2 separate regions of the Homo sapiens genome follow, and region 2 is linked to region 1. A link is a loop called in an ENCODE intact Hi-C map of the cell type or tissue named here. Cell type or tissue: A673. All regions are shown on one strand.

Region 1 (2,500 bases):
AAAGAATGGGAAGATCTTCTTGCATTCTCTCCTATAGGAAGTTGGAAGAGGACCACACTAATCTTGTTCTCATCACTAGGCTTATTCACAAGTAATACGAAGGCAAGGATAACCCTTTGTCAACCAAAAGAGATAAGGAGACTATCTTAACATTACGTTATTGAATTGACTATGAAATAGGATGCAGATAATTATTAGTGATTTTCCCCACTTCTATTATAACCTGCATTCAATTGCTGCAACTATAAAATATCAGCTAACTTTGCTGTGACTCATAGAAGAGAAGGAATCATAAGCTTATAAAAATTATCTTCTATCTTTATTCTGTTGGATCTCTTCTTTCCTTCTTAAGTTACATTTTGAAGAATTATGCTAAAATGTTTGGTCATTTTGTGTTTCTTTGAAATATCTAATTCTTAGGTTTTCCTGATTTAAAAAATTAGAGAAAACAGAATACAACTTAAAATGTCAATGTTTGTAACAGAGGTATCAATATTATTAGTATACCCTGTTCTCATGATAAAATATTTACTTTTCTGTAAAATGAACTCAAGCATTTCTTTAACCAGAACTTTGAGCTGCCTGCTTATGAGAACTGCAACATATGGTTTTCCTCTTCCACTTTTTAATATTTTGGTCTCCAGTGAATCCACATACAAAAGCTTCCTTCCTCTAGCTGGAGTCCACAAATGAAAGGCTTTTCTTCTTCTGATTGTAGATTAGCCTGCCAAGAAACAAACATGAGCTGGAGAACATCACTTTAATTTATTGATGGGATACAGATGACACGGAAGTCTGTCCTCTTCTAGGCTTTTGGGAACACTTTAGGCTGACCCAGCACAGCTGAGTTCATACGGCAAAGACAGCTTTTGCCAAAAACCAAAGCCAATAGTCATTGCAAACCTCTGAACCAAAACATTCCTTAAGTGCTTGAATTTCCCTATAATTTGTGTAGGTTCCCTTTTTGTCAATGAAGCTAGCAGTGGATAACTAGCTCAGCGCAATCAGACAAAACAACTGTACCATTCATTCAGTAATTAGATGATAGCTGTACTGCATACTTTATGGTTTCCGTTCTTCATTCTTTCTTTTCAAGACCTTGGAGACAAACTGGGATGTTTGGCAAAGCAGAAGTTCTTGTTGAAAAATATCCTGTCTTTACTTCAGGGTTGCTAGTAAGTCCTATTCTCAGAGGCAAAACATTAGCTGCACACAGCAGGAGAGGATCAGCCAAGTTTAAAAAAGTTTGGTTCTTATTTATATTACCTTTTGCCTCACTTTACAGTTCTGCCTTACTCAACACTGAAGAAGGTTTCTAGTCTTATATCTAACAGGATGTAATGAATTTGATACATGAGCTAAATGCTTACAGTCGATCTTACATAAATTTTAAAATTTTCAGATATAAAAGTTTTATGAGAAGTGAAGTACAAACAGAAAGATAGAATAATTAAATGGAGAGGAAGTCTGTGTGATTAGAGTTAATCTGCTTTGAAGAGCACATGGCAGATTAAATTACTGCTTGGGCTAAGAATGGTGAGCTAATGCTTTTTCTTTTTTGCAAACTGTTTTTGTTTCTGAAACCACTAGAAGTAAAAGGGAGGGAAACTTTCTACAAGAAAACTGTAATACACTCTTAGATTTTGTTGCCATTACTGCCTTTAAGAAGTAAAGGTATCACATTCATGAAGTTGATGCTGCCTGCTGCCTGCACTGAAGATTATCTGGTCCTATTAGTCAGGGGGCTTGGTTGCAAGTGACATAGCTTAAGCTAGTTGAAGGAAAAGAACAATGGTTTTGGCTTTTCTATCTAAACCAGGAAGGGCAGGAGTAGAGCTGTCTTTAGGAATATCTCAAATCAGCGATCTAGGTCCTCATCAGAACTTTTTCCTTCCCTTCTCATCACTGCTGCTGCTTTGGCTCGACCTCCTGGGGCCATCTGGAACCATAGCTAGAAATGTGGCTAATGAAATATTTAGCCTCAATTACAGCTCTGAGATCAAAGATTTGAAAATTTGAAACTCTTCTCAAATTCCAGATGACCCAGGACAGTACTATGATTTGCCTGGCTTGAAGATATGTCCCTTCTCTTGAATCTGCCACTTTGGACACTGAGATGAGACATAACTGGCCCAGCCTAGGTTGCAAACCCATCCCTGACTTTGATGCCAAGGGCTCGGGACATGTATCCAGAACAAGGAAAGGAGGACAGAGCAAACAAAAATAAGAATCATTAGAAATTTCTCACTGTTCCTTAGGTTATCCCCTCAAAAATAGTATTTGATATTTAGAAATGTGTTGGGATTCTTCTCTGAAAATATGGTATGACTGAATATACCAAGTAGATTTTACTTGTAATATTGGAAGGCAGGAGGTAGTCAGCTGAAAAGGAAATGGTGTTTGTAGTCCTTGATTTGATATATGAGCACAAGAAAAATTGTATAATTCGACTGAGGTTATGCTTCCCTTGTACTCTAAAGAAACATTTAAAACTTTTTTT
Region 2 (2,500 bases), 190 kb before region 1:
ACCAAATCAGATGATTATTTATGGGTCAGATTTTTCTCACAGAAAGAAAATTTTGGTGGTGCTAGAGGAGGAAACTGGGGGCAGATACAATTGTCTGGAGGCTCTCGGGAAGAGGGAGATAAGAACCTGAATCAGGATCTTGGCATGGAATTATGTAATAAATAAGACATATTTGAAAATGGTTGTTGGTGAACAGACTTATGAGAAAAGACAAAGGAGAAGTTAAGGGAAACACTGCTTTGTCACTGGATCCGTGCTTTCTAAGACATGTCCTCCACTCCTGAGGTCAGCAGTCATATATCTGTTTATATCTCCCAGACTTATGTCTGCAGGACAGACACACATTATCTAGTTATAACCACCTAGTTATTACCTGTTATAACCACCTAGACCTGGATAGCCCATAAGCATTTCAAAGTCAACAAATTGAATTAAAACAAACATTATAAACTTCTCCTCTAAATAACATTTCTCGGCTATGCTCCGTTGCTCAAAAGGTGGCATCTTCCTGGAGTAATTCATGAGTTCTTTTACTCACCTCCACCCATCCACTTAATTACCAAGTCTGGTTGATTTTTATCCTTGGAATTTTTTTTTATTTATTTCAAATACGCCCTTGCCTTTCTCTCAATACTTTTCTCTACCTCTGAGTCATCAATTTCCTTGAAAACTACTCCTACATTTACTCCATCCAATTCAACAAAAACCCCTGCCAATTTTACCTCCTAAAGATTTATGTTAACTCCACCTTTTTTTGGGCTATCACCATTTCTCCGTTTTATTAGTCAATTGCTTTACAACTGTAACCAGTTCAGTTCCTCAGAAATATTCGCATGACCTATTAGTGCCCCTTTAACTGGCTTCTCCACTTCCCATTCAGTTCATCTTCCACCCCTTCCTCCAAGCACGTAGTCAAACACAGATCTGCCCACTTCACACCTCTGCTTACAAACTTTCATTGCCTCTCTGTCACCAACAGGATGAAGGCTAAGATCATCAGCAGGGCTGACAATAAACGTCCTCTTAGCCCCCATTCCCTCCCCCCACCATCAATTCCCACCACTCCAGGTTTCACTAAGTAGTTTCTAATTACATACATTAGAATAACCATAAATACAAGTTACCAAAATCAAGGCTATTTAGTCATTTCCTGTTCTTTTATGAGCAGCCCATGGTTCTTCAATACCTCTAATTATTGAATTAGAATATATTACAACATTCTCCAAAGGACACACAGTAGTCAAGTAGTCTCAGATAATAATTATAAATGTAGTTCCAGAGCTCTGCATTAAGATATTGAAACTTTAATAGTATTTCCGCAATTGAATTACAAAACAATTACTCCAACTCAGACTAATCTGGTTTATTTTTAACCCTAGCAAATAAAAATAACAATAATAACGATGATGATAATGATAGCTACCATGTATTGAAGACCAGCAATGTCCCAGATGTTGATAAATGCTTCGTCTGCATTAGAGGTTGAGTATCCCATATCCAAAACGCTTGGGATCAGAATTGTTTCAGATTTTGGATTTTTTAAGATTTTGGGATATTTGCATACATATCATGAGACATCTTGGGGATGGGACCCAAATCTAAATATGAAACTTATTTATGTTTGACATATGCCTTATAGGAGGAAAGTAACTTTATACGATTTCTTTTTTTTTTTTTAGATGGAGTTTCGCTCTTGTCGCCCAGGCTGGACTGCAATGATGTGATCTCGGCTCACTGCAACCTCCGCCTCCTGGGTTCAAGTGATTCTCCTACCTCAGCCTCCCGAGTAGCTGGGACTAGAGGCATGTGTCACCACAGCCAGCTAATTTTTGTATTTTTAGTAGAGACGGGGTTTCACCATGTTGGCCAGGATGGTCTCGATCTCTTGGCCTGGTAATCCACCCGCCTCAGCCTCCCAAAGTGCTGGGATTGCAGGCGTGAGCCACCGCACCTGGCCGCTTTATACGATATTTTTGAATAATTATGTGCATGAAATGAAGTTTTGATTGCATTTGGCTGTGACTCATCACAAGAAGTCATGTGGGGGATCTTCCACATGTGGCATCATGTAGGACTTTGGAGCATTTTGGATTTCAGATTTTCAGATTAGGGATGCTCAATCTGTATCTCAATAGCTCTCAAACTATGTATCACTGTCCCTATTTTACAGATGAATATACTAAGTCTCAATAAGACTCAGGGTCTTTCCCAAAATGTTAATGCCATAGCAGAGAGTAGACCCAAATCTTTCTGATTCCAAGGCTCATTCCCTTGTTACCATGACACACTGCTTAATAAAAGTTTGTTAAATGTATGAATATGTACATTAATGTTAAAAAGCATACAAAGTTATCTTTCATTCTATGCTTAATTTCATGCTTCATGTTCACTTATTTTGTAAAAGCTTATAACATTTACAATCATGTTCAAAGGTAGCAACATAGTATCTTTAACCCTGCACTTGACTATAGAAATTCCCCCTTGAATTAACTGCATATCA

The links. A loop is a pair of places that touch in the nucleus more often than their neighbours do. Peaks named below come from ENCODE experiments on the same cell type or tissue, not always from the same donor. Only the 100,000 strongest peaks of a DNase experiment are listed, where the experiment ranks them.
Region 2: it touches region 1 in a loop (2.0-fold over the local background); 1 of 110 quality-filtered maps calls a loop at or near these places.

What each region holds. Positions count from the first base shown.
Region 1 is chr13:80,435,913-80,438,412 of GRCh38, forward strand. No RefSeq gene overlaps it. Among named protein-coding and RNA genes, the nearest start is that of SPRY2, 96 kb to the left of the region's middle. In A673, no CTCF peak of the experiment used is centred here; DNase peaks (open chromatin) are centred at 959 and 1,499; H3K27ac peaks cover 395 bases.
Region 2 is chr13:80,244,423-80,246,922 of GRCh38, forward strand. No RefSeq gene overlaps it. Among named protein-coding and RNA genes, the nearest start is that of SPRY2, 95 kb to the right of the region's middle. In A673, no CTCF peak of the experiment used is centred here; a DNase peak (open chromatin) is centred at 1,109; H3K27me3 peaks cover 360 bases.